Linked DNA regions of Homo sapiens: region 1 is linked to region 2. Evidence: read pairs that join two places in POLR2A ChIA-PET (ENCODE). Cell type or tissue: PC-9. All regions are shown on one strand. Each heading gives the region's core, and the rest is flanking DNA. Links, peaks and the distances in the headings are about the cores only.

Region 1 (10,320 bases), core at 431-5,430, 150 kb after region 2:
TCTTTATGCTTTTCTCATCAACTTATCGAAGTTCTTCAGTCATGATACTAATCCTTAATACACTGTATGTATTGCATATATCATTTCCCAGGTTGTAACTTATTTTTCACTTTTTTAATATGTGTTTTATGACCAGAAGTTCTGAATTTTATAGGTTGATTTTATACTGAATTTTATCAAACTTTTCTAGTCAATGGCTTTCTGTATCTTGTGTAAGAAATTTTCTTCTCCCCCAAGATCCAATAGACATTCATTAGATTTCCTACCAAGAGTCGAAAGTGTTGAGTTTTTAAAAGTCTGCAATCAGTCAAAAGTTGATTTCTTGATATGGTATGGAGAAGTCAAATTTGATCGTTTTCCTTATATATGACCATTTTTTTATCATATTTATTGGACAATCCCTCTTTTACTCACTGATCTTATAGACTACTCCCATATATACTGTATGTTAATGGAAATATATTCTATTTTATTATTGTTTCTATCTCAGCAGCAAAACTATAGTGTTAATTACAATAGCTTCAAAATAAGTCCTGATATCTGGACAGGAAAGTCCTTTTTGTTATTCTTTTTCTTCAGAAGTATGCTGCCTGTTACGGCTTTTTTTATTCCTCCACATAAACTTTAAATAATATAATCAAGTTCAACAAAATACTCTCTTGGAATTTTGACTGTAATTGCATTGATTCTATAGACCAATTTAGGAAGCATTACATTTTCTCATTGTCTTTCTATCCATGAATATGGTCTGTCTCCCCCTTATTTAGATCTTATTAGGTATTTCTTAATAAGGTTTAGACATATTACACATCTCTTGTTATATTTATTTCTTTCTTAATAAGGTTTAGACATATTACACATCTCTTGTTATATTTATTTCTAGATACTTGCTATTCTGATAAATTCTCTTCAGTAATGCTTTCTCATTTGCTGCTGGTGAACAGAAATGCAATTAACTTTGTATACTAGTATTATATTCAGCCACTTTGTTATTACTCCTATTACTTCTCTACTCTCCTATTATTTCTAATAAAGTTGTCTGTAGATTCCCTGGGATTTTTAAAGAATGATATCATCTACAAATAATGGCAGCTTTATTTATTCATTTTCAATTCTCATGCTTTTGGTTTCTTTGTCTTATTGGATTGGCTAGGTACCCTAATACAGTGAGGATTAGAAATAGTAGTAGTTGGAATCCTTAGCTAATTTCTCATATTAAATGAAATGTTTCTACTGTTTTCCCATTTCAGATGATGTTAATTTTATGTTTCCTTTAATGATTCTCTTTATGAGATGATGTTCCCTCCCAGGTATAACTTACAAAGAATTTTTATCATGAATGGGTATTTAACTGTATCACATGCTTTTTCTTCATCTGTTGAGTTGAAGAAAAAGTACAATTTCACTCTGTTAATCTATTATATGAATTAATGAATTACATTTATAGATTTTCAAAATATTAAACCATGCTAGCATACCCAGTCTAAACCTAAAGTGGTTAGGGAGTATTATATTTTTTCAGATACTGTTGGAGTATTATATTTTTTCAGATACTAATATTATAAATAAAATCTGAGTAAATAATTATAAATAAAATTCATATTTTATTTGTAACATTTTGTTTAGGATTGTTAGGTTTATATTCATGATTGACATGAATCTATTGTATTCTTTTCTTCTGACATTTTTGCTTGGTTTTAGTATCAGGGTTATGCTGGCTTAAAAATGGATTGGGAAGTATTCTCTTTCATATTGTCTAAGAAAAGTTTACATAATATTTTTATGATCTGTTTCTATAAAGCTTGGTAGGACTCATTTCTCTCTGGGCCTGGTGTTTACTTTGTGTATTTGCTTTAACGACAGCTTCCATTTCTTAAGTGGTTATAATATTATACATACTTTTTATTTCCTCAGATCAGTCTGATGAGTTATATTTTTCTAGGAATATGTCCATTTTGTTTGTTTTCAAAATTGTTGGCATGATGTTTTCTCATTTCTCTGAAAGTATTAATTTTAATTAAGTTGTTTAAAATGTTTTCCTGTCCATCATGACTTTTTCTGAGTTTATTTTTCATTTGTTTTGCTTTCTGCCCACCAATAACTAAGTATAAGACACTAAAAGCTGTTTATAAACTGTGGTTGGGGCTAGTTGGCATGCATCATCTGCTTAGAGAGCCCTTCCCTGACCACCCTATTAAAAGTAAACGTTCTCGTACCCATCACTTTGTCCGGTCTTACCCTGCTTATCTTCTTACCCTGATTTGTTTGTTGGGGGGGGTGGGGGGGGGCTTATTATAACCTAACGTTGTAGTATATATACTTTGTTCTGTCTTTCTCTAGCTCTAAAATATAAGCTCTAAGAGAGCAAGACTTCGTCTCTATTTTGTTCACCACTGTAACTATTGCCTAAAATAGTATCTAATACATAATCACTAAATATTTGTTGAATAAATGAATGGTGAACTTCACTATAGAATGGCTGAATAAGGACACAGCTCTTTCATTGGGATGCATCTAATTGAAAGTATCTAGGAGTCTTTTCTCTTGGGCTATGAATTGCGACTGAGAGAAACCCTCCAACCTCATCTTGAGGCATTTTAAACCTGGCTGCCAATGTTTTAAGACTCTAGCAGGGGAAAGATAGGAACTGTAGCATATAAAATTTTACTTAATTTCCTTGATTTCAGTAAAGCATCTCTTTGCCACCTCAGCTGTGCCTGAGCATGCTCCAGTCTCAACCTCTTAAGACAATAAATTTCCTGATTCTGCCAGGCCACAGGTGGTCAGGGCAGATAGCAGGGCAAGAGGGTCCTTTCAGGTGTTAAATCAATCTTTGTGTTCGGTCCTACTTCACTCCCCTACTTTCAGCTGTATCTGAGCATTTCGAGGATCCTGCAGTAGAAATGCATGTGCTTCCTCTACCAGCCTCCCCTGTGGGCACATGGTAGATTGAGGTAGTTAAGTCAAATACTCCCCACCCATCTGCATATTATCTTCTAAAATTTCATCAAAATCCCTTGTGTGCTGTTGTTTCCATTTCCTTTTTCTTTGTGCATATAGATTTGTACCTTCTTTTTTTCTTTAATATTATTTTAGTAAGATTTCAGAAGTGAGAGTAGATACTTGTGCTTAATATGCCATGGTTAACTAGAAGGTTTTCACTGTTTTTAATAGCACAAATATGTTGATTAAAACCCTGTGTGGAAACCCAGCTTGGCAGTCCTCCTTTGGTTCAGGAGGACTGAAGGAGAGAGACTGGAATACCTCTGCCCAGAAAATGTGTCCCCCATCCTAATTGCCCCTTTCCATGCCTGCCCTTTGGTACCTCTCTCCATCCTTCCCCTACAAGCCCCTGAAGCCTACCTGAAACTCTTCTGGCAAAGCAGAATTTGAAAATCACTGAGTCATCTGCCCCCTGTGGAGACACGGATATCTAAACACAAATGTATTTCACAGTAGCTCATAACAAGCTACACTTGTTGACTCACCATAAGGAAGATTATTTATATCCTGTTCTTTCTGATACTTTCATCTCCACATTCTGGGATGAGATCATCTTCTGAGAACACGATGACTGTTTGGGATCTCTCTCAGAATGATGGTTAATAATGAGACTACATATTTCTAAGAAATATCACTTTATCCCTATAAATTTAAAGTTTGCAAAGACTGACTGTCATCCTCCTCATCAGTAATAATGTAGGAGAAAAGCCTTTAGAATGTTCAGTTGCAATTGTGTAACCCATACTCCCTATCCCTGTTAGAATTTGTTTCTGCTGCATCACTATCCCTGAAATTCTTCATTGAACTGGAAATACCTTACCTCTTACTTACAAAAGTACTTGAGGGATGTCAGAACATTGAGTTCACCAGTATGGTACTCCAAAATGTACCAGAGCACATAATAGTATTTGAAAAACCATTAGGTAACTTACAGAAAAGCTATCATTTTTTATGCCCTCCTCCAAGGATTACCTCTAGTATTCTAAAATATTACACAATTTCAACGTGAAATAGATTTTAAGTGGATCTTTTGAGGAGTAATAAGATTAAAACCAGGTAAACCTGATATGAATTTACTACTCTGAAGAGCTCAATGCCCAATTTTAAATGAGGCTGGAGATTTAAAATTAATTGACCAAGCAGTGGATTCCTAAATGCTAAGCTTACTTTTTAAGGCAGGGCCTACTGAGGTGAGTGGGATCTTTGGCAAACTAATGGAGTTCTGTTTATGTTTCTTTAAAGGCTGTATATTTGCCTGTAGAAACTAACTCCATGCACAGTATGTGAGAAATTATCAAGTAACATGAGGGTCTGGGAAGACTGGAGTTTCAACTGTTCCTGTGAGCGTGAGTTCCTCTCAGTTGTCTGTTGGGTTTTAGCCCCACTGGATTTTTCTAGATGTTGCTATCTCCTAAAGCACTTCTTAAGAGTGACAAGTTGTTAAATGAAAGCTAGGCTTACAATAATCCCATAAAGACATTTCATGCCTAATAGTGCAGCAAAATAATATTTGATGTTGCTTCATAACTCAACTAATTAAATTTGACTTATACTGAAATGTGGCAAGTAGAGTGTCATTTTTTTCTTCAAAATTTGCTAATCCACACATTATCAGCCCTTTACAAACTGAAACTGTATAACCTTTGTCATTTTTTCTATTTAAAAGTGTTTCCGTAAAAAGTTTTTTAAAGCTTAAAATGAAATGAGAAAAATGAATTATCTATTTTTGAAATAAGGTTTCTAAGAAATATTAGGGTTAGTCATATTCTTGAAGAAACATTTTTTCTATTATTACTAGTATGATACTTTCCTATAAAATATGTTTTCATTGGCCAAACTAATTATCAGTTAGCATTATGTTTCAGATGATGAGCTTGTATAGCTTAGTGTAATTAAAGGAATAGAAACAGGCTTAGCTGCTGTGGGAACACAAGATAGTCTTTATTAATAGATATCTGGGAAATCTTTTATTTTTTAAACATTACAACCTGACCTAACATTGTGAAGGAAGTTTTCTCTGCCTTCTCCTTTTACCTTTTCTCAGAGTAACCACGAAATAAATTTGATTCTCACCTCTCTTCTTACCTTACCCCAAGAGAGAACTTATTTACATACATATACATATAAACACAGTCTTTTTCATAAAGTGTGCAATGGGATGATGTGACCTGAAATAGGCTATACCATTTTCTCCAAAGGCTGAATATTATGAAAAACAGAAATTCCCCAGAGAACTTTTGAGCAGCTGCTTTGAATAATGATTACTGTTTACTTAACTCAACCATTCCAACATCACCCAATCAAAACTCATTTCTTTCTTGGCCTTATAGGTTTATTGGTAAATGGCTGAGACAAGGCCAATAATGGACACCTGCCATCTCCTTTTGTGTTTGGGCTGGAGGGCAAGGAGTGGGGGGCACCCTAACTGGGAGCTGTTATCAACTGGACCAATAACAGTGAATCCAGAGAGACTTCAAAGAAATAGGATTCACAGGGACTTTAAAAGTGAGGAACTGAGAATCTGTATATACAATGTGCCACGAATCACAGGTCGAACCAGCATCATTTTGCCAAGAAAGTCAATCATCCTTTTGTCTCTAACAGTAATAATTGTTGTATGATTTTCTGGAAGAAGTAAGCACAACGGTTATATCTGCCCAGCGTTAATGAGGAAAGAGGTTGTCTAGTTCCAACTCAGTGAAATTGCCTGTCTGTGGCATCTTTCTTGAAATAATAGATGCATACTGTAGCAACCTATTTATAACATGCAACATATCTTTAACATTTCATATTAGTCTCATACATATATACTAAAGATTTGCTTTAAAAACCCTTCATATAAGTATTTCCAAGGTGTGTGTCATTGCAAATGGTAGCTAATGATGACTTCTTTTTTTTCACTATTTGAAAGGCCACTGGGTAGTCTAAAAAAAAAAAAAACAAAAACTATCATTTTTTATGCCCCTCCTCTAAGGATTGCTTCCAGTATTCAAAAATATTACACAATTTCAAAAGTGAAGCAAGATTTGAAGTAGATCTTTTGAGGAGTAATAAGATTAAAATGGCAAAACAAATCTAATTATGTAAGCAATTCTTCTCCTTCACAAACCTGAAAGAAAAGCAAATTGGTATTTGTGAAATTTTCTTTGTCTAATAAATAGTCTCACTTTACAATAACACCAATGACCCTGGTTTAATTAGGTGCAATTAATTTTATGCAAGCTGAATTTGACATCTTGCTAGAGGCATAACCAGCTGTACCCTGTCTTATGAATTTTTTTTTATCACCAATGAGAATTCAATTGCCTGAGCTATTGCAAAAGAGGGGGAGGCAGGAAGAAAAAGACCACAGGGCTGCATTTTATATTTAAAAATGGCTCTAGTAGACAGCTGAATGTTTAATTAAAAGAGTTTCTAGGAATTATTTTTCATTGGTGCATCATCTTTGACAAGCTATGATGACTTTATTACTGTAGTTTGCATTCTCTTTGGACAGTGGTCCTATACATGTGTCTAGACACACACAGTTCACGTGACAGTGCTCCATTGAGAGTGCACAAAAGCATTCATTGCTGCTAGAAAACATTCTAACTGACTGCAGGTGAGCCATGTTATCTAAGGTTTAACACCATCCTTTTACTCAATCCTGTTGTAAAATTTTCTGTCCTGCTTGGATTGTTCTCATTCAGATTATTGCACGCATTAAAAACCCATGGAAAGCCAGGCACAGTGGCATGTGCCTGTAGTCACAGCTACTCAGGAGGCTGAGATGGGAGGATCCCTTGAGCCCAGGAGCTTGAGGATAGCTTAGGCAACACAGCGAGAACCTGTCTCTAGAACAAAACAAAACAAAACAAACCATGAAAGAGATTTCTGATGAGAACAGAAACCATTAGTGCAATCAACAGATTACAAAGAGGAAAACAAGATCCAATGGCTATAATTTGTGAAGTGTTTTCTAAGTAGACAGAATATTTATGTATGGCATTAGAAAATCAGTGTCATTGAAAACACTATAAAAAGCTCAGATCCTGCCATATTTGTCCCCCATTCTTCCAGTCTCCCTGCTTCTGTCACCAGAGACAATCACTGTTCCAGGATTTGTATTTGTTCTTCCACCATCGATCATGAGGTGGTGTATCCACATGCTCTGTTAATCACCATGCTTTTTCACTTATCAACATGTTTCGGGTCTGTTCACTAGGCAGGCAGTGTAGCGTGGTGGGTAGGAGCGGGGTATTGGGAACCAGAGGGTCTGGCTTGGAATCTTGACTCTGCCGCTTACTAGCACTTACTAATGGCTTCACTTGTGGCTCAGTTTCCTCATCTGTAAAATAGGGTAATAATTGTGCCTACTTCATGGGGTTACTGTGAGGAAGACCAGCAAAGCACTCAGAAGAGTGCCTGGACGAGAGTCAGTGCTGCATTAGTAGGTGCTGCTACAGTATTTCGTTATCCTTTTTATTTACTCTTAGACACCATTGATTGTAAGACAAATAGTTATTTTATGTACCACTAAAAAAGAAAAACTACTGCCATTTAAACGGTGACACATGCCTTCTTAACACTTAGAGTTTTTATTTTAGTTATTGAAAGAGTAATTTTAGACTTGTTTGGACATACGCTTTTATCATATGTTTCTTGTGCACAAAAAGAGGAAGAAAAGGTGAAACATGTTGGCAAATGTAGTCCTAAACTTTCCAGCTCTCCACTTAACCACTTTACCTGAGAGCTGCCATGTCTCAGCTTTTGGGCCATCGGGAGATGGAGTGCATCACCTTCCAAGCCATCGTCCCCCCATCTGCAAGGTTTGATGCTGGAGCTTTGTTGTTCTTGTCAGAAGGCATGAGTGGACAACCAGTGCCCACCTCCTCCTTGGGGATTATTACCTGGTTTGTGGGCTGATAGAGTTAAGTACTGCAATCATGCCACCACCTACCTGAGGTACAGCAGCTGAGATACATCCCTATTTTAGGCTGGGAGCAGTGGCTCACGCCTGTAATCCCAGCACTTTAGGAGGCCAAGGCAGGTGGATCACCTGAGGTCAGGAGTTCAAGATCAGCACAGCCAACATGATGAAACCCCCATCTCTACTAAAAATACAAAAATTAGCCAGGAGTGGTGGCGGGCGCCTATAATCCCAGCTACTCAGGAGGCTGAGGCAGGAGAATCGCTTTAACCCTGGAGGCAGAGGTTGCAGTGAGCCGAGATCACCCCATTGCACTCCAGCCTGGGTGACAAGAGCGAAACTCTGTTTCAAAGAATAAAAAATAAAGACTGCAAAATGTAAATAACCATGCTTCATAGAATCAATGCAATCTTATTGATCCACTGCATTCTTTTTCACGACTGCGTAGAATTCAAACAGTCACAAACTAAATCATGAAAGCCAGTGTTTTTGAGATGAAGCTTACCATGGAACCAAGCCTAAATGGTGGCCCCAAAATGTTTCTAAACATGAACATAAAAAGTGGTAAAGCAGTGCTTTAATGGTCAAAAGAATAAAAGAATTTGCAATTAAGATTTTCGCCTACTTCAGGAATATGCCTCAGAAACACACACAGGCACTGACTCTCCGCTGTCATGTTTTTTACCCAGTCCGCATGAACATTTTCAAAGGTCTGGAAGGGGAAAAGTATTTCTTCTCTAACCTTCATTGCCTCAACAGCTGAAACTCATCAGCAGGTGGGGTAGATAGGTGTTTAAACTCTGTCTGAGCTGAGCAGAATAAATAGGCAGCCTGGCTTTAAAAATACAAACAGTTAAATTTATATCAATTACGTTAGAGTCTGTAATTTACTGCAGATCCAAGGAGGAGAATGAAATCAAGACTGGATTGAGGAGGGATGTCAACAGTTGAATCAGAGTCCATCCACAGAAATGTTCTCTTATAAGAAAATATGTTTCTTGCTGCCCACGGATCTCCCACCACCTCCAGCACCCTGCCAAAAACAAAAGTCCCTGCATAGACATGGCTGAGTCAGACACACAGCCATCCTCTTCCAGCCATCAAACACTGATCTGCTCACCTTTTCTCCAACACACAAATGCTAATCATCAACTCGGTCATGTTCTTTCCTTTTCTTTTTTAAATTCTTGCCAAGGCCGGGCGCAGTGACTCATGCCTGTAATCCCAGCACTTTGGGAGGCCAAGGCAGGTGGATCACATGAGGTCAGTAGTTCGGGACCAGCCTGGCCAACATGGTGAAACCCTGTCTCTACTAAAAATGCAAAAGATAGCTGGCTGGGTATGGTGGCGGGTGCTTGTAGTCCAAGCTACTCGGGAGGCTGAGGCAGGAGTATCGCTTGAACCCAGGAGGCGGAGGTTGCAGTGAGCCAAGATTGCACCCCTGCACTCCAGCCTGGGCAACAGAGTGAGACTCTGTCTCAAAAAAATAAAAATAGGCCGGGCGCGGTGGCTCACGCCTGTAATCCCAGCACTTTGGGAGGCCGAGGCGGGCGAATCACGAGGTCAGGAGATCGAGACCATCCCGGCTAAAACGGTGAAACCCCGTCTCTACTAAAAATACAAAAAATTAGCCGGGCGTAGTGGCGGGCGCCTGTAGTCCCAGCTACTTGGGAGGCTGAGGCAGGAGAATGGCATGAACCCGGGAGGCGGAGCTTGCAGTGAGCCGAGATCCCGCCACTGCACTCCAGCCTGGGCGACAGAGCGAGACTCCGTCTCAAAAAAAAAATAAAATAAAATAAAAAAATAAAAAAATAAAAAATAAAAAATAAATAAAAATAAATAAATTCCTGCCAAATGCCCATATGTAGCACCTCAGAGGTGCTCAAAAGAGGAAAATCCAAAGCCAACTGAAACTCTTTCACCAAAAAAAAAAAAGATGTATTTCCTGACTTTTTTTCTATGCATATATCTCCATATTTTTGTTTATAAAATTGGAATTATAGCATAGGTACTGTTTTTAGCCTTCTTTCTTTTACTTAACAGTCGGAAACTTTCATCCAATCTAATAATATTGGACTAAGCTTACTCATAAGATTCATCTAATGTAATAATATTGGACTAATCTTATTCATAAGATTAGTATTTCTACTAGCTGCAGAATAGCCCATCATATATTTCACCATAATATACTTTATCAATCTTTTATTATTAGGCATTTAAGTTGTTGCCAGCTTTTTGTTTTGGTTTTGTTTTTGTTTTGCTTTCTTTCTTTTTTTTTTCTTTCTTCTCTTTTTTTCTACCATTAATGAATTTGTTTCCTCCTTTTTAAAGTGCTCTGACATCTCAAGACGGACTTTCCTAAAGTATCAGTGTTGTGATATTGTGTAATTTAACCTCTCTGAGCCGTT
Region 2 (8,814 bases), core at 3,815-8,814:
AGACATTTATGCAGCCAACAGACACATGAAAAAATGCTCATCATCACTGGCCATCAGAGAAATGCAAACCAAAACTACAATGAGATAGCATCTCACACCAGTTAGAATGGTGATCATTAAAAAGTTAGGAAACAATAGGTGCTGGAGAAGATGTGGAGAAATAGGAACATTTTACACTGTTGGTGGAACTGTAAACTAGTTCAACCATTGTGGAAGACAGTGTGAGATTCCTCAAGGATCTAGAACTAGAAATACCATTTGATCCAGCCATCCCATTACTGGGTATACACCCAAAGAATTATAAATCATGCTGCTCTAAAGACACATGCACACGTATGTTTATTGCGGCACTTCACAATAGCAAAGACTTGGAACCAACCCAAATGTCCATCAATGATAGACTGGATTAAGAAAATGTGGCACATATACACCATGGAATACTATGCAGCCATAAAAAGTGAGTTCATGTCCTTTGTAGGGACATTGACGAAGCTGGAAACCATCATTCTGAGCAAACTATCTCAAGGACAGAAAACCAAACACCGCATGTTCTCACTCATAGGTGGGAATTGAACAATGAGAACTCTTGGACACAGGGTGGGGAACATCACACACCGGGGCCTATCGTGGGGTGGGGGGAGGGGGGAGGGGGGAGGAATAGCATTAGGAGAAACACCTAATGTAAATGACAAGTTAACGGGTGCAGCACACCAACATGGCACATGTATACATATGTAACAAACCTGCACATTGTGCACATGCACCCTAGAACTTAAAGTATAAAAAAAAATTAAAAATAAATAAATAAGTAAAAATTGAATAACTTAGAGAACATCTTGCCCTTCTCAGTAAATATTAGAAGGAGCTATAATTTATTATATTCTAAACACTATAGCAAAAAATTTAAATTTAAATAAGACCTTCGTTCCCCTAGCTTATCTTTCAGCAATGTTTCTTGTTTATTTTGCTCTTGTTTTCTTTTTTTTTCTTTTTTCTCTTTTTGAGGCAGAGTGTTACTCTGCCACCCAGGCTGGAGTGCAGTGGCACCATCTCGGCTCACTGCAACCTCTGCCTCCCGAGTTCAAGCAATCCTCCCGCCTCAGCCTCCCAAGTAGCTAGGATTACAGGCACCTGCCAGCCAGCCCAGCTAATTTTTGTATTTTTAGTAGAGACGGGGTTTTGCCATGTGGGCCAGACTGGTTGCAAACTCCTGACCTCAGGTGATCTGCCCGCCTCTGCCTAGCAAAGTGCTGGGATTACAGGTGTGAGCTACCACGCCCAGCCTATTTAGCTCCTGTTTTCAGCAGAAAGTAAACATTCTTTATCTTTCATTTTTTAAATTCATTTTGTATTTAATAATTAAATTCTAAAAGTGATAAAAATATATACAGTTTTGCTTTTTCTTTCTTAATAAAATACTTTGTAAAAGTTAGAAAATACCAGTATTGCTTTGAATACTGATATTCTAGTATTTTTCTGCTGTCAGCTAGACCCACTCTAAACAATGAAGGATCGATTTCTGAACCCATTTCAAATATGTGAAAGTAGAAGACATGATTGCATATATAATGATAAAAGCACAGTCTAAAGGGTATTATTAATAGCATACCATGGACACATAGTTGCTTCCTTCTGACCAAGAACAAATGTTAAGAGAAAACCAATAAATACATTTACAAACAGGATTTAGGGCCCACAAGAATAGAGTTTGCTTTTTAAATAGGAAATCTATGCACTGCTTTATTTCAAAAAGTTACAAATTTAGTGCTTGAAAAATCCAGCAGGTAAGCAGCAGGAGTAAGAAAGTCTGTTTTTGGAACTGTCTAATGGCAAATGAGCATGCTTCTATCCAGGAAGCATTTTTCCATGAAAGGGATGGAGAGAGAAAGAACTGGTATTTACATTCCATTCTACACATCTCAGTACTGCCTGTTCGTCTTCTTGAACTTTTCTCATAGTGATAGTCATCAGGGGCCTTCTCATTAACAGGATGCTTGCCATTTGGAAAGGACCACTCAGGCTCTGGCTTCTCCCTGTCACCTGCTTTCAAGGCTCTTCTTTGTTTCTATGTATGAGGCTGTTGAGCTCCTAATGATAAAAGTCGGTTGTGCAGCATATATTCACAGCCATGTTGGTAGGCACGAAGGACGTCTCACTGTCTTTCTTCTTGTTCTGCTGTTCTTCCCCAGCTGGGCTTTGGCATCCTCCATGGAAATGATATTATTTTTTATTTTAGCATTGATGCTGAGGTCCACCTTGGGGATGCCACTCAGCATCTGGCTAGAAAGCATCTCCTCTGTCTTCTTTGCTGAGGAAACACAAATGTTTTCTTGAAGTTCATAAAGGCAGTCCTCTGTGTTCTTCAGCTTGACTTTCTGTTCCTTATGTTCCATAGTCTCTTTCCTCTTCTTCAGCTCTGTCTCAACGTACTTTATTATGTCTGCATTCTCATCCCTTCAGTTGGTTTCTGCAGAAAACAATGTCCCCAGTGTCTTCCTCTTCACTGATTTTATCTTTGTCCCTTTTGTTTAGTTTCTTTAGGAAACTATGGTGGATACCTGTATGGTGGGTACCATACCACCTATTTTCATATGAAAAGGATCATCCACTAGAGTGGTCTCTTCTTGTACCTTCTCTTCCACCAACAGGGCCACAGCACTCAGCCTGTTGCGCCTCTTCCTCAAGTTCTACACCCTCTTGTCTCTTCCAGTTTTAATCAAACCTCCTCTGAGTTCTGCTCATCCTCTTCTGACTCTGAGTTGGCCTGGCACCAATAGAAAGTCTTCTCTTTCTATCTTATAGAGAGAATAATAATCGGCACTTCTCAAAGTATTCAGGTCAACAAGACATTTCTTCTCGAGGCATCTCATCAAATCCACAGGATCTATAATTTCATTTACATTTAGCCAAGGTCTAATCAAGGATTTAGGTTTCTAATTTTTATTTCCCCAATTGTTTAATGTATACATTTGAGACGCAATATTTTGTGTGTGTGCATGTGTATGTGTATGTGTGTGTATAGAGAGGGTGTGTGTGCGAGAGAGAAGCATGTATGTGTGCTTGTATGCATATCATTTTTTCAAGTACTTTCACATATTGTCTCGTTAAATTGTTGAAACAACCATATAAATAAACAGGTTGCCTATTTTTTCTCCATTTTACTGTGGCTCAAAGAGGTTTCGTGGCTTCATGATGATTAACTAGTAAAGTATCAGAACAGATTTGAACCCTCTGTTTCTGAGTCCAATTTTCTTTGCCCTGAACTACATGTCTTCATATAGAAATCATAAAATATAGCTGAAGGGATTTAGAATTCCTGGAGAAAAGTGGGGAGCAGGAAGACTAGATGTGGTTACTCCTCTCTGTGGCATCTCTTCCTCCCCTGGCTATAGCAATTGGAACCTGCTGTGGCTGCTGAGCAGAGCCCATGTGTGCTCAGTGCTTCCAGGAGCTGGGTAGGTGTTTTGCAGCCTGTTTTCTGACTCCTTGAGCAGAACCTAATTATTAATAGCTCATCCAAAATTTGAGATCCACTTTGTTTCTTTTCAGTCCTCTTAGAGATTGAAGAATTCTTGCTGAATCTTAATGGTGTTTTTCTTATCAAAATACTTATACATGTTAACTGTAATTAAGTTAGAAAATAATGGTTTCATAAAGATAAGAAATTAATAATAGCTGATAATCCCACCATCCACATATTTTTATTACTACAGTTTTGCTACATATTGTTTCTTTACAAATATAAGAATTTTTAAATGAAATGATACTATATATTTTTTGCAATGTTTCTATGTTTTCTCCAGAAATAGAAAAGTATCACAAGTCTAGTCCCATGTTATTAAGTAGTCTTCTATAAGAATATTTTTAGTAACAATCTCACTGCATGATGTCAGTGTTCTTCCATAAGAACATTTTTAATGATATCTTATTGCATGATGTCAGAGTTTGCTTCACATACTAGGTCAGAATTTTAAATTAGTTCTGTTCTTCATCATTTTAGATAGGCTATGTTTATTTCATTTCCTGTTTATTGTGAAGAACCCAGCCCTAACCCCATATAGTACCTGGAAGAAGCAACCCTGTACATCATAAGACACCTCTTCTCCCAAACAGCTGCTAGGATGAGGCTAATCTATTGGCACTCAGCAAACAATCAGTCCAAATCAATCAAGAATTTTTAACTAAGAGACCCAGCAAAAGCAGTAGAGAAGAGGCATTTCAAATGAAAGATACTTTGCAACCTAATACTTACAACCAAAAGAACCTTGACCAAAACACTGTGATAAAGCTTGAGGCTGAATCTTCATTTTCCATATTCATAATTTGTTAGAATAATTCTTAGAATTGGGATTACTAGCTCAATTTTATATGTTTTAATACATTTGATGCATATTGCCAAATTGCTACCTGGAAGAGTTGAACCAGTTTATTTTCCTCCTAATCACCACTAGAAGTTCCTGTATTTTTTCCAATTTGATTTCCAGAATGGTATTTCATTGTCTTAAGTTGCATATCTATGATTTCTGAGTGAAGTTTTAATATTTTCTATAGGGATTGACCATTTGTATTTCTTCTCTTATTGATTGCCTTTTCATATCATTTGCTCATCTTTTTTGTTGGAGTAATCATACTTTTCTCATTGATTTAAAATAACTCCTTATATGTTACAGATTTTAATCCTGATCAGGACCTTTTTTACTGGGAGCTAATGTGAGTTAGGAGGAAGGGCAGGGAAAGATGGGCCAAGGGTTTGGGTGAAGGTCTGCAGCCAAAGGAGGATTAGGTCAGGAGACAGTGCAGCTCCTGACTCCTCTCCCTCTTCCCTAGACCAGCGTCTTTTTCCCCAGGGCATTCATAGAGACTTTCAAAGGGTATATTGATATAGATAGTTTTTAGGGAATTAATTTATGGATTTTCAAATTTCCTATAACTTGTTCATAAAATTGACTGCCTGAGAAATCTTTACCCACCTCCCTTTTCCAGTAGTTTTCTCCCATTTCACAAAATCTTGCTATGGTGATTTACAATGGGATATAAAGGACTCTGGAGCTCCAAAAAAGTGATAATTTGAAATATCGGGGAGGATGTCAAGAAAATGAGTGACTCGAATCCCTGGGTAAAAAAAATTCCTTTGCAAGTCAAGTGGTTGCTAAATCTTTGCCTTCAATAAAATTTAAAGAAGACACAATTCAGTTGTCAGTTGACAGATTATTAAAAATGTTTTCTTATGAATCACCTTGTGCATGTAACTCAATGGGAATTCAGTGACATTGCTATAGCTGCCTTCATTCTCATCTGCACAAGCAAGATTTCTCAATGTTTTTACTGAGATGCATTTTAAGAGTTTGATTTTTTTATCTTAATAATTACCTGTCTAAAGTTGTAATATATTCATCTTGTTTTCATCAGTTATGCCCCATAATCATCAGGACAGTATAAGCTACCTAACTGTAATAAGTAAACCTAAAATTTCAATGGTTTAACACAACAAACTTGATTGCTCATTCATCTCAGTTTGATGCGGATGAGGAGCCCTTCTTGGGGACTCTCTTCCAAGGGTGACCAAGATACCTCTGTTTCCATCTTGTATCTCTGCCACCAGAGTTTCTAGTTCCACTTGGGAAGATGAGAGAGAGAGAGAAACTAAATCCACTTTTTCTTTTCTTTTTTCTTTTTTTTTTTTTTTTAAGACAGAATCTCCCTCTGTCACCTAGGTTGGAGTGCAGTGGTGTGATCTCAGCTCACTGCAACCTCTGCCTCCTGGGTTCAAGAGATTCTCCTGCCTCAGCCTCCAAGTAGCTGGGACTACAGGCACATGCCACTGCACCCAGCTAATTTTTGTATTTTTAGTAGAGACGGGGTTTCATCATCTTGGTCAGGTCTCGAACTCCTGGCCTCAAGGGATCCGCCTGCCTCCGCCTTCCAAAGTGCTGCAATCACAGGCGTGAGCCACCACGCCTGGCCTCAATACACTTTTAACTGCCTAGGATTGGAAACAAGACTTCATTTCTGCCCACTCTCCCAGTGGAAAACTATGAAATAAAAACTTCCTGGACTTTCAAGAAGAAAAAGGTGTGGTGAGCACAGTACTGTCTCTGCCACAGGTACCACTGGCAATAATCGCAATGACAGCTCCATCCAGGTGCATTGTCTTTTAACAGGGCCAATGGTCACAGGAAAGAAACAAATTGTAATTTCACTTTATATTTATTATAGAAAACTAAGGTATAATTATACTAAGGTAAAATTTAAATACTCCTAAGCACAGAAAGATCTTTTATTAGAATAAAATTTTGTAAAAGAATGGAAATAAGAATTCAAAGGGAAAAAGAAATGATGTAAAATTCCCACCTCTTATCAAGTGGATGATGGTGCTATACTACTTATATTCCATTAGCTATATTATAACAAGCTGAGTAATAGTATTACTTTTGAAAGCCAATATTTACAACAGACCATATATTACACCCTTGCAACCTTTGAAGTTTTGATGAAAACTTTTAGATTATAACATAAAACTGAATGAAGGTATATAGTTTTTCAAAATTCCCTAGGAGATATTGAACAAAAATGTTGAAGCCCAGTGTCTTTAAGGAAATACTCAGTTTGATTTCATTATTTAAAAGCTAACAAAAAAAATCAACTGTTAGTAGGACGGCTTCTGCTGTACTGGATTTGCAGCTCCACGTGTTGCAAACCACTGTCTTTTAGGACACCAATTTCTCAGGAAGTCTAGGGATAAAGAATTCCAGGTGCAGAAATGTTGCATTTTTTGGCAGAGTTCATACATGAAGGTAACAAGCAGAGCCGCAGGCTGACACGCCCTGCTTAGCTTTGTGGTCAAGCTACCTTCGGGTTTAAGTCTTCTGTTCTGAAGTCTGTGAATTCTTATTGCCTTGCTCATCAGCTGATCATATTGAACCACTCTCCCAGTGAAATAAAAATCCTACCACTTTCCAGAAGAATCTAAAGCAAGCTGTCTTTTTGACTGCTGAAGATGGCAGTTTTAGACAGGGGTCTAGCTCTCCTCCCTAAAAAGGCCCATTGACCTTTATTGCAAGTGAAATAGCTTATGGGAACAGTAAATGGCTAACCTTACTGTACTATAAAATAGGGCCCCCTGCAGCCTCTCCTGTCTCTCAGCTTTACTGAGAGGCTTATAATAGCATTTCTCATAAAAGCCTCTGTGCCATTTCCCAGGTGCAAACCTTTACAGAGAAGTACAACTAGGGAGTTTCCAAAATTGCTCGAAGAGAAGATTGTCTAAGGATAATGCCAACTATTTAGCAGGTGTTTCTTGACCGGAACTTGAGATCACTTTATTTTTTGCATTTACTTTTATGTAACCTGTATAAGTGGCAATTGGCGATATGCTGGAAACATAGGAGAGGAAGCTTACATTAAAAGCCCATTGAGGACACCACCTGATTTAGAGATCAAAAAACAAATCCTCTATGAACTAATGTCATTAAAGCCATGAAAAAGAAACTTTGGTCAGGCTCCAAAATATATTTTTTAAACCATCCTATAATGCTTGTTGAGCATCAATCATTTGCAAGGTGAACTGGCTGGTAGATGCTGCAGAATCTTTTCTAAAAAGAAAGATGTGAGCAGCTTAAAATTCAAGAATTCCGAGTTTTTTCCTAATCAACACCCAGTCACCTCTTTCATGTATCCTATTTTATCTTCATCACAGAATTAATTACTACCTGACATTTTCTTTTTTATTTATTTACTGGTCTGCCTCCGCACAAGAACATAAGTTCCATGAGTATTATGATTTTGCCTATTTTTTTCCACTGCTGTATCCCTGGAGTTCTGAAGAGCCCAGCATGTTGTAGACTGTCAACAAATCTTGTCAAATGACTGAATAAATTCCCACCCTAAGAAGGTGCATAAACTCGCAAGGGTTGGAAAATGAAGCCCCAAATATCAATAATATTCATTAACATATTTATTCAATTTTTTTAAAGTGCTTAAGCATAGCAATAAAGGCCTTGGAGGATTGAGGGATGTTATCTTATAGGATGAATCAAGTTTCCTGGAGGAAGTGATTAGGTTGGACTTTGATTTCCTGAGCTAGTGTGGGTCTGGGGAACAAAGCAAAGTGTAGCCAACACACAGGGAATATACATTTGGTTTCCTGCCTATATTTTTATGTGAAACAAAGGGCTGCTAGCAAAGCCTTCATGATAGTCAACAAATTAATAAGCCCCTGTTCAGTATATCTAGGCTGCCTCATGCACTGGTCAGTCCTTCCTCTAAATGGGTGTCCAGATGATTCCTGTTTCTGCTCTTTCAGGCTCCAAAAAACTTTTTTGTTGTTTTTTTTTTTGGTTTGTTTGTTTGTTTGTTTTTTGGTCACAGCCATGGCATCATCAAATTTTAAAATCCTGTTTTTGTTTTTTTTTTTTTTAAAAAGGCAATCTGTAATTTAAGAGTAACTTTAATAAATCTGGACCCATTGTTAGCTCCCCAGGGCACATTTAAAATATGTAAGCTGCATGATGTCAGATTATGCTGTGATTGTCTTACTAGTACCTTAAGGACAGACCATATGCCAGTGGGTGGGTAGATTAGTACCTCTTAGAAGGAAGTGGATCTTTTCACCATCATTCTGGGAGTTGATCACACCTAGGCAGGGGATAAAGACTAAGGAAGTGGGCCTTACCTTTATGTCTGGATTATCCTTCTCCTCTCTCTGGGTAGGTGGCCAATATTGTCCAAGTTCCAAAAGGCAGAAATTCTCTTGACATCTGAAGGAGGATGGAGAATGAGGCAGGCAACCAGCTTCACAGGGGACCCTAAGACCAG

Evidence for each region. ChIA-PET counts read pairs that join two places held together with the same protein. Peaks named below come from ENCODE experiments on the same cell type or tissue, not always from the same donor. Only the 100,000 strongest peaks of a DNase experiment are listed, where the experiment ranks them.
Region 1: POLR2A ChIA-PET joins it to region 2 with 10 read pairs; 2 of 35 experiments call an interaction of 5 or more read pairs at or near these places.

Annotation. Positions count from the first base shown.
Region 1 is chr3:159,869,090-159,879,409 of GRCh38, forward strand. The region is part of intron 5 of IQCJ-SCHIP1 (IQCJ-SCHIP1 readthrough); the gene reads left to right. All of the region lies in intron 3 of SCHIP1 (schwannomin interacting protein 1), which reads left to right. Among named protein-coding and RNA genes, the nearest start is that of IQCJ-SCHIP1-AS1, 110 kb to the left of the region's middle. RefSeq lists an enhancer at 2,932-4,131. In PC-9, for the core only: a CTCF peak has its summit at 3,388; a DNase peak (open chromatin) is centred at 3,482; H3K27ac peaks cover 2,631 bases.
Region 2 is chr3:159,719,601-159,728,414 of GRCh38, forward strand. All of the region lies in intron 4 of IQCJ-SCHIP1 (IQCJ-SCHIP1 readthrough), which reads left to right. The region is part of intron 1 of SCHIP1 (schwannomin interacting protein 1); the gene reads left to right. It also overlaps the pseudogene C9orf78P1. Among named protein-coding and RNA genes, the nearest start is that of IQCJ-SCHIP1-AS1, 45 kb to the right of the region's middle. RefSeq lists a silencer at 7,940-8,234. In PC-9, for the core only: no CTCF peak of the experiment used is centred there; DNase peaks (open chromatin) are centred at 6,841 and 7,151.